Regions from separate parts of the Homo sapiens genome. Here region 2 is linked to region 1. A link is a loop called in an ENCODE intact Hi-C map of the cell type or tissue named here. Cell type or tissue: endothelial cell of umbilical vein. All regions are shown on one strand. Each heading gives the region's core, and the rest is flanking DNA. Links, peaks and the distances in the headings are about the cores only.

Region 1 (5,385 bases), core at 107-5,106:
TTCCCATAAAGGATACAAATGAATAGTCAGATGAAAAAACATATGATGGCAAGATCTGGAAGGGTCTTGAGCACAGGAGCTTCTGTCCCCATGGAGCCAGGGTCTGCCACCCTCCTGGTACATCAATGTGTGCACCAACTGGGAAGCAGTTCACACCTCATCATTCAGAGCTTTTATTGAAGTTTTATTATGTAGGCATGATTGAATCAGTCATTAGCCACATTAGCCTCAGTTTCTGGCCTCCCCTCCTCAGCAGGCAGGGACTGGGGCTGAAGGTTCCAACCCTCTCACCACATGGTTGATTTTCCTAGCTGCCACCCCCCATCCTGAAGCTCTCTAGGGGCTCTGCCAAAAGTTACCTTATTAGCATATACTTGGATATAGCAAAAGTGGCTCATTATGAATAACAAAAGACACTCCTGTCATTAAGGAAATTCCAAGAGTTTCTGAAACTCTGTGGCAGGAAACAGGGGCAAAGACCAAATACTTTTTTTTTTTTTTTGAGACGGAGTTTCAAAACTTGTCACCCAGGCTGGAGTGCAATGGCGTGATATTGGCTCACTGCAACCTCCGCCTCCCGGGTTCAAGTGATTCTCCTACCTCAGCCTCCCAAGTAGCCTAAATACATGTTTTGATTATTCACAGTACAACACATAGGGAGTGCTCACTGAACACTGACGATTGTTATTCTCGAGGTGTGGAAGCTGTGTCATAGACCACAATCATCACAACCACCCCTGGAACAAACACCTCTGCTGTGTTAACTTTTGAATTAAAAAAGTAAATCTTAATTTAAAAAAAAGAATTTTCAGGCCAGGCACAGTGGCTCATGCCTGTAATCCCAGTACTTTGGGAGGCCTAGGCGGGCAGATCACCTGAGGTCAGGAGTTTGAGACCAGCCTGGTCAACATGGTGAAATCCCGTCTCTACTAAAAATACAAAAAATTAGCTGGGTGTGGTGGTGCGTGCCTGTAATCCCTGCTACTTTGGGGGCTAAGATAGGAGAATCACTTGAACCGGGAGATAGAGGTTGCAGTGAGCCGAGATCGCGCCACTGTACTCTAGCCTGGGTGACAGAGTGAGACTCCGTCTCAAGAAAAACAAAATTCAGAGCAGAAGATTTGGAAATGTTACAGATCACAAGCTCTTTGGTTTCCCATGTAATAAAAATTAATACGGGGCCAGGTAGTTTTCCCAGTCAAGGTTTTTATTTTGGAGCTTGTGCTCAAGCTCAAGGAAGACAGTGGAGGTACAAGGACTCCCTGAAAAAGCTGGTTGGGGCTTTTTTATTAGGCAAAGCACGGGAATTAACATCAGGTGTAGGGTATGCAGGCTGGGTTGGGCAAAGCATGTGAGGGGTAGATTATTCAGTTAGCATATCTGGTTGCAATGTTTATCTTGAGTAATGGACCACCTGGTGGTCTGGCTGGCAGCAACAAAGCTGTAAATCAATTGTTCAGCATTCCTTCCCAAGGTGGGACAGTCCACAATATTTAGATTTCCTAAGCCAGTTTCTGGAATTCTTTACGTAAAAGGCATGGTTACATGTTATGAAAGCGCGGAAGAACGGCTGTTTTCTTTGTGTGACTAAAGCCTTGGGATTCGTGGGCATATCACCAGCGAGTGGTGTGGGTTTTGTGATCAGTGGAACTAGAGAAAAAGAAAAAAAAATATGTGAAGGAGGAGCTGCATCCCATTCCTATTCTATCTCAGAAATAAGTTAAAGCAGTACCAGCTCAAGTTAACTTCCTTTGACAAAATGTGGGAAGCAACTATATTCTACCAATGCTTAAAACAAAAAATAAAAACAATTATTTTTTCAGGGTGTCTAAATTAAGGCATTGAACTGAGGAAGGTTGGATTACCTACAAGTACAATAAACAGTTCTTGTACTTGAGGAGTTAAAATTCTAGGCAGGGAGAAATGACATTAACATGGCACTAAGCAGAATGAAGGATAAATAAGGGGTAAAAGAGTAAGTGAAGCACTATTGCAAGGCAGCTCTTGAGTACATTAATAAATGAATTCTATAAACAGTAAATGCCAATGAATAATGACTCCAGGTTTGGGAAATTAAGAAAGTGTTTACAGGAAGTTTCAGTACCAAGGTTGATTGGATTGAAACCTTTGTCAGGACAGCAAGAGGACATTGAAAGAAGCAGAAGTACGGGAGCAAAAATTTAAAGACAGGAAAGACAACGTGTGGTCCTGGGACGATTAGTTCACCCTTACTAGTGTTTTGGGTTTAAAACGAGCAACACAAAGCTAGTAATAGCAATATCCAAATTCCAAAGAATCTCATGTTTATTCATGATCTTTTCACTATGAGTAGACTGTGTTGATCTGTTAGCGAGTTTATTGTTTCAAAGGAGGAAAACATATTGAGGTCAGTTACAGAAATGGAATATTTGAAGTCGATGAATTCAAGGAAATATATTCAGGTCACCAATACCTTGTGCAGAAATAGATAAAAAGAAGAGGGTAAAAGTGCAAATTATTTACATTCTTGAAACCACAAAAGTGAACTGAGCCAAGAACACAGCTGGAATGTGACCCAGTGGGGTAGGGAGTCCCACAGAGCCTGAACACAAGCCCACTTAGGCTTCCTTGGTTAAGACCTGAACTTCCCCATCTGATAATGGGAAAAAACACATCCAAAGGAAGTAAATAGTAATTACATGTGGAGCTAGTGGTTGTCTTTCTAGTTCCACCTTGGGATTGAGGTTACAAAAGATAACGTAGAGAGAAAACATTCTAAAGTTATTTATAATAGAGTTAAATTGAACTTAATTAAATGTTTGTTTGAGAGTTTATGGGCCCGAGTGGATTTCTCTCCCTGACCTTGGTCAAAGTCAGTCTATAATAAATCAAGTGTAGCATATCTACATGGTAGTGCATATTCCTTTTTTTTTTTTTTTTTTTTGAGATGGAGTCTCACTCTGTCAACCAGGCTGAAGTGCAGTGGCATGATCTTGGCTCACTGCAACTTCCACCTCCTGGGTTCAAGTGATTCTCCTGCCTCAGCCTCCTGAGTAGCTGGGACTACAGGCACTCGCCACCATGCCCGGCTAATTTTTGTATTTTTAGGAGAGATGGGGTTTCACCATATTGGCTAGGCTGGTCTTGAATTCCTGACCTCGTGATCTGCCTTCCTCGGCCTCCTAAAGTGCTGGGATTACAGGCATGAGCCACTGTGCCCAGCCAGCAGTGCATATTCTATTGGTATTGCTACCTGAAGGAAGCTGGGAAATGGCAGGCTTATTCTTCTCTCCTTAGGATTATAGCCACTCCAACAGCCAGTGCACCCATAGAGAGCAGTGGGAAAAGCACAAAAGTCAATAGGAATGGCTAATCATTTCATTTAGCCTTTACAACACCAAGAGATAAGAAGAATAGACTTTATTGTTCCTATTTTACAGATGAGAAAACTGAGCTCCAGAAAGATTAAACAGTTTTAATAGTGATATCTCTTTTTAAAATCAAAGCATATAGGTGCTTTGATGCAAAACACAATGATATGAGCATTTCATAAATTAACATTTTTTCTATCTAGTTGATGAATATTTTCTTCTCTCTTTTTTAAAGGGTTTAAACATTTTCTTTTGAGGTTTGTTTTTTACTATTTTTGAGACAAGGTCTTGCTCTGTCACCCAGGCTGGGGTGCAGTGACGGCCATCTTGGCTCACTGAAGCCTTGACTTTCTGGGCTCAAGCGATCCTCCCAACTTAGCCTTCAGAGTAGGTGGGACTGCAGGCTCATGCCACCACACCCAACTATTTTTTTTTTTTTAATTCATTTTATAGAGACAAGGTCTCACTGGGCTGGTTTCAAACCAGCTTAGATTCAAGCAATCCTCCCACTTTGGCCTACCAAAGTGCTGAGATTACGGCATGAGCTACTGCACCAAGTCCCATAAATATTTTCTATGACGCTTGCTAAGGCTTTTTTCCTGTATATGGTGTGTTTAGGACTTGAACAAAGAGGTTTAATTCATTTCTCAGAAAGCTCAACACTTTTTTCACTCCTTCAAGTAATGTTTCATTTTGCTTTGTTTGATCAATAGTTCTTTTCTCATTTCTAATTTAATAAAGCACAACTCTTCTTCCCAGACAATGGAAAGCCTGAATCAACAATAACAATTTTTGTGGGCAGATTCCATGGGGAGGGATACAAAGTATCAAACTGCTATGTGAAGAATTGAATTTTATAACATTCTGGGAATCTGTGAAGGAAAAAATAAAGCCAACACAGGGTTTCTTGGCCATAAATTGTAAACATAGTGTTCTATAGTTGGGTGCCATTCTAACGGAGGCAGCCCTGGTACAGATGACAGTGTTACTAACAACTCTAATGGAAAACTTGCATTTGAGTCTCATCTCTACTGCTTACTAGGCATGTGGTGATAGATGGGACACTACACCTTAGTTGCATTTTCAACAAAATGAAGATAATAATACCTCCTTGAGATATTGCTAAAACTATATATAACACAACATCGCAATATCCACAGAGTCATCATCTCCTGACCACCAGCACCATAATCAGCAACATCTCATAATAAATCACAGGAGTGGTTATTAGGGAAAAAAGAGAAAAAGCCTATATCTTAATAATAATATACTAGTCATTCTAGATATTTGATCCTCTTTTATTTCCATCCAATTTCCAATTGACTCATTTACATTTATTTCACAACACTAAAAAGGAACTATTGAATGTTTGTTGGAAAGGCCTTTGGATTGCAAGTTAGTGATAGCCATTTCATTGTAAAGCAGAAACACAAAGGTTTATAGAACCTATGTGTAGTTTATATAGTCTTTTATGCTTCCACTGTATAAAAGAGTGATCAATATAAAATAGAACCATAGAAGCAATGGACTGTAGATAGAAGTTTGGAAAGCAAATAACTTGAACAAATTGGTTTTGGTGAAAAATAATGTACTCTGATTATCCTAACCCCAAAGTACACATCATCCCTAGAGTGCCACATGACCATCCTGGGCATTTCTTTTAGAATAATATAAGTGCCTAAGAAGCCTCAGGAACTTGGAATAAAATCAATTAGTATTTGCTGTAATTTCCATAGCATGTGTGACCCTTGGGTTGAAGAGTTAAAAAGAAATGTATGAAGCCTAGCCAAGAAGTCTACAGTGGAGGAAAAAGTATTTGTCTCAATTTTACTCCAGAAATTCTGTTCTTGAATGGGAATGTAGACAAGAATGAAGAAATTCATTGAATGAAAATACTAATTTATATCCGTGGCACTTAGTCAACTAATTTGTTTCAGGCTTTTAATAGTTGAAAATGTTGGACCAGCATTTATTTACTTTTGTTTTTTAGAGATGAGGTCTCACTATGTTGCCCAGGCTGTGCTCAAACTCCTAG
Region 2 (5,385 bases), core at 174-5,173, 250 kb after region 1:
ATTATACTTTTTTTTTCTCAGTTCTTTGGAAGACTTGCATTATAAATTAATACTTGAAAAATACTTTTAAATTTTGCTGTATGTGTTTGTGAGTCACCAATTGTTAAGGATTCCACTTCTTCCCTCAGCAGTTGGACAAATAAACAGATGTAGAAATGACTTCCATTCTCTCAGTGACCTAAGAAATAACGTATTTGTTTTAAAGCACTCAGAGTAATGTCAGTGGTGTGTATATTTTGTTTGACATTTTAAGCAGAAGAAAGCCACATGACTGAAATGCAATCTATTTTCAAGTGTGTTAGGAAAAAATTATTTTATCTCAGCAAATCCGGAGATTATCCTTTCATAGATGTCACTGTTCTTGCACAATCTGCATGACTAAAGCAATTGTTCTGTCAGAGCCATCGCTTGTTTAGACAGCATCAAGTCTGTGGTCACTCATGTCCTGGGTCTTTCTACAGGAGTGTCGGAAGGATACTGAATATGAAAGTGGAAACTTCTTTAATTGTATTCTTTATATAAGTTATTTCAGACCAACCATAGTCATGGACTTTGGAGAATCTGATGGTCCTAGAGATTACTTCCTGCAACTCTTGGCCACTCCAGTTTGACAGAGGGGGACCCTCACCCCACTCTGGTGGAGCTTTTGCTTCTGATTCTTCTACCAAATAACTTGACTGCTGACTGCGATAACCAGGAACGGTTTTACTGTGATTTCAGGAAAATCATCAACAAAGTAGTTTATACCTGGAGGGAAGCCAGAAGAGAAGAGAAAGGGAGAGAGGAAGGAATTAAGCTGGCACTTTCTGTGAATCATCTGAAAATCTGTTGCCACCCTATGAGACGAATGATAGTGTCTCCATTTTCACAGATGGCATTTACTCTTCTGGATCAGGCTTCTTTCATGTAACATTATGTTTGTGAGATGTATTTCTGTTACTACCTATAACTGTAGCTCATTCATTTTTAGAGGCACTATAGTATTTCAGTGTGTGACTATATCCCCATTAAAAAATTTACTGTTGATGGATATTTGCATTGGTTCCAGGTTGAGACTATTGTGAAGAGTGCTATTGTGAACACTGTATGTTCATGCCTAAGTTCAGCTTTAGATACTCAAGCATTTTTTTCAAAGTGGCTGTACCAATTTGTACTCCTGCCAGCAGCGTATGAGAATTCCAGTTGTCCTGCATTCTTGCCAACACTTTATGCTCTGTCTCTTTCACTTAGGCCACTCTGGTGAGTTGGAGAAATTATTTTTTTACTCATGTCATATTTCTTTTAATCTCATTCTATATGAAGATTTTGACATACTTGAATTAATTTATTTACAGGCAAAATACATCCATGTTCAAATAGGTATGAACTGCTTCTTTTTATGAGCTAATAAGCAGTGAGTATGAGAAGGTGGCTAAGATCTATTCGCAAGCTCCGACTGAATTATCCCATCTGAAAGTACGTTAGACCTCATTTATTTCGTTTTACAGTTGAAGTAACTGAGGGACTTCAGGGACTAGGGACTATGCCAGCGTCATAGTCAGGCCTCCTGGAAGAGGCAAGATAGTAATGTTCACCCTTGCCTCTCAAGAGAAGCCCTCTGTTAATTCCTTTATTCTTTCATTTACTAATTATTATTATTTTAGATAGAGTCTCGCTCTGTCACTCAGGCTGGCGTGCAGTGATCTTAGCTCACTACAACCTCCACTTCCCAGGTTCAAGTGATTCTTCTGCCTCAGCCTCCTGAGTAGCTGGGATTACAGGTGCCCGCCACCTCACCCGGCTAGTTTTTGTATTTTTAATAGAGACAGGGTTTCACCATGTTGGCCAGGCTGGTCTCGAACTCCTGACCTCAAGTGATCCGCCTGCCTCGGCCTCCCGAATTGTTGGGATTACAGGCGTGAGTCATCACACTCAGCTTCATTTGCTAAATAACTATTGAATGTGTCTTTTATGGCAGGCACTGGGCTGAACTCCAGAGATTTAGCGGCAAACAAACTTAACTTAGTGATGTTCCCTTTCACTTTCCAGGTTATGGCTTTCAAATCACAGCCTATTTCCTCAAGAGAGGGATACGCCTTCGCTGCATCAGGAGCACACAGAATGCTGGTAAGAAGCCGATTTCTTGGTTTGTCAGACATTTCACACAATCTGCTTGCCCTAGATAGAGAAGGGATGAAAATTAAGGAGTGGAGAGTCCCACTTGCTTCATTGCCTTCATGTCTTGAGTGTGTCCGAAAGTTTGCGATTTCTTTCCTCCCACCTTGTACTGTGTTTACTGCCTCTCTAAGAACAGTGAGCTGGGCCACATCATGCTTTCCTTTCCTGATGCATCTCAGCACTTTCTTTGAGTTTTCAGAGTGACTCAACACAGTTGAACTATGAATCACTTCAGTATTGTCTGTGCACACCAAAGCCCTGGCATATGGAGCAGGTGTGTACACAAGAAAGCTCTTTCCCAGCCCTGAGCTCTCAGAGCTTTCCCTAGGTGTGTGATGAGGCCACTTTCCCCCATCACTTCCCCAAGTCTAGATGTCCACTAAGGATATGATTTCAAACTTGTCCAGCCAGCAACAGTAAAGTCAGAAGCTAATGATCATTCTCCAGGTTGATCTGAGCACTGGAAAGAAAATTTAGTTCACCTTCCATGGACAATTTCAGTATATATATAAGATATGATATAGGAACTTTAAAAAATTAACATATAGAGGCTTGCTGTGGAATCTTCATGATTATCTGCATTTTCTTAACTGTAAACTCTGCTCGAATATGTTATTCTCTTTTTTGCTGTTATTTGTTTGTTTTTGAGACAAGTTCTCACTCTGTCACTCAGGCTGGAGTACAGTGGTGCAATCATGGCTCACTGCAGCCTCCTAAGTAGCTGGGACCACAGGTGTGTGCCACCATGCCTGGCTTTTTTTTTTTTTGTAATTTTTGGTAGAGAAGGGGTCTCACTATGTTGCAGCTGGTCTCAAACTCCTGGGGTCAAGCTGTACTCCCGCCTTGGCCTCCTAAGGTGCTGGGATTACAGGCATGAGCCAGCATGCCCAGCCTTAGATATACTGCTTTCTTAACAGGTCCTTCCACTTTGTTCAACTCTCTAGTAAAATAAGTCAGCTAACCTTGCACTTGTGCCCTTTATGGTAAGGACTATCATTGCCTAAATATTTAATTAAATATTAAAATAGTACAACTCTCAATAATGACCTAAACAGAGCAAAAGGGTACAGAAGTTGCTTTCTGTTAATACCTGGCAGCACCAAAATGTTTAAAATCTGCCATTCGAACATTGTTACTTTTCAGAGGAACAAATGCAAATACCGAGGAATTATTTGATAGAACTGATAATTTTGAATTCCAGTTCTGATCCACTAATGAACTGTTGTATTTCAATTTTATGATTTTTTTAGGGGGGGGAGGTGGAAAAATAATGAATTCTGTGGCTCAGTTTCCCTCCCATAAAATGATAAAAAGGCTATATACCATTTATCGCAATAAGATCTTTTAAGAACTAATGAATAAATATTAATTGCTTTGCTAATTTTGTTCTTCTGGCTTTTCAAAATCCACCTCTAGTCACCTAGCCAGATATCATATGCCCACATGGGGTCAAAGTTGAAAAAAACCCAGGCCCCCACCTGAAATGGGGGCTTTCCTCATGAGGAAGGCTAATTGGGAGTGAGACCAGAACAACAGGTTAATCCCTAATCATGGAGGGCTTTGAATATTGGGCACTGGGGAGCCATGGTAGGTTTTTGAGCAGGATGAGTGGAGCTCTTTTTTTAGAACTGTTAACCTGCTGTTCTGAATAGGATAACTTGGAATAGGGAGAGTGACTGCCAAGGAGACAGCAGTGGTTGATGGGATAAGGAGAGAGCTGTTACTGGAACAACAACTCATTGGGCCTCTTGGGATCATTTAAGCTAGTCTAGTAGTGTAAGGTGTTAACTTGTTTAAATTCTGTGTCCATGTAATTGACACCTTCTTGCTTGGCTTCCAAGCGGTGCATCAAATTGAGATACCTTATTACCTCAGTCATTGCCATCATGTGCAGTGTACCTAAAAGGCTTTACTCACCTGATTCATAATATCCATCTTTAAAAAGAAATTGGTCTCATGTAAGAGGGAAGCTTTCTCTGTTAGAAAAATGACTTAATTTCTATCACAAATATCAGACATGTATATCATAAAAATATTCAAGCAGTACAACCAAGTAGGAAAAAGGGAGAAGAGCCCCCTCCCCACCCGCCTGGAACATACCCTGTTGGCATCAGCTTAGCATCACTCCAGACATCATGCCTGGGTAGCTGGAGGCTGGCGAACAAATGGATGGATGGACAGACAGATGAGAAAAGGAAAGATCCAGATGTCATTACCATCTTGCCTTCCTTTCATTGAATGCCGAGGAGTCCAGTTCAGTGATTTATTCAGTCTTTCCCAATGAGAAGTCAATGGTTTTGTTTTAAGAAGCAGCAATAATAGATTACTATGAGTATGGTGTAATTTTACCATCTTTATTGTATATTTAACCATTTTCTTAATAGTTGGATCATTAATTCCTAAGAAAAGCTGCTGTTTTCCCAGCCTGCTTCAGATTAGTAGTTTGCCCTCCAGGGTCGGGGAGCTCTCTAAGACTAGCTAACCAAGGAGATGATAAGTAAAGTAACTAGGAAAAACATTGATAGGTCACATTTTTAGATTTTATCTAATATTCTTCCTCTTCCTCTAAAGTGTTACATGCTCATTTTGAAAACATTGATCCTATTTTCTAAATAGGAGTTCTAATCAGAAAACAGCTGACTGACACAGAGGGGAGGCTACAGAGGTTCTGCCTGGGGGTTTCCTGTAATGTAATGGTCCCGGGGCGCAGGTGGACCAATTTGCAGCCTCATCAGCTCTCCCTAGAGCTTTGCGCTCACCCTGCCCTATTGACGGCAAACACCGAAAGGATGGGAGGAGAGAAGAGACGTATGTTTTATATGGATGTGCATATTGCAGTAACTTAAAATGAACAAAAATCTGGAACAACCATTCTGTGTTTATAGTTTTTTGACACCTTTAAACTTGTTTTTCTTCATTTTATACAGAACTCTGTGTATTCCCTGACAGATTTGTGGTTTGTGTCAGTCAGCTTGCATTCAGTCGTGATCTTTTAGCAAGTCAGAATGAAGATTTGGTGAGTATGAAAAAATTCTATAAACAAATAAGTCTGCTTAAATGCTGAGTTACTGTAAAAAATAGAAAACAAGAATTGTCTGCTGTTGTCATTCAGCTGATGAGCACCCAACGCATGTTTTAAGGGAACAAGAAGCCCTACCTGTTTTACGTGGTAATATCAACTAATTCGTGTATTGTTCTTCTTTTCCTCAAGACCATTTTAATCAGCAG

Evidence for each region. A loop is a pair of places that touch in the nucleus more often than their neighbours do. Peaks named below come from ENCODE experiments on the same cell type or tissue, not always from the same donor. Only the 100,000 strongest peaks of a DNase experiment are listed, where the experiment ranks them.
Region 2: a loop joins it to region 1, with 4 times the contacts of the local background. A loop is called at or near these places in 1 of 110 quality-filtered maps.

What each region holds. Positions count from the first base shown.
Region 1 is chr20:10,351,093-10,356,477 of GRCh38, forward strand. No RefSeq gene overlaps it. Among named protein-coding and RNA genes, the nearest start is that of MKKS, 80 kb to the right of the region's middle. RefSeq lists an enhancer at 1-3. In endothelial cell of umbilical vein, for the core only: no CTCF peak of the experiment used is centred there; DNase peaks (open chromatin) are centred at 669, 1,509 and 2,529; H3K27ac peaks cover 3,414 bases.
Region 2 is chr20:10,596,647-10,602,031 of GRCh38, forward strand. SLX4IP (SLX4 interacting protein) reads left to right here. Exons shown (of 8, transcript NM_001009608.3): 5 at 2,029-2,106; 6 at 5,085-5,173. Among named protein-coding and RNA genes, the nearest start is that of MIR6870, 50 kb to the right of the region's middle. RefSeq lists an enhancer at 1,367-2,566. In endothelial cell of umbilical vein, for the core only: no CTCF peak of the experiment used is centred there; DNase peaks (open chromatin) are centred at 265 and 2,355; H3K27ac peaks cover 1,246 bases.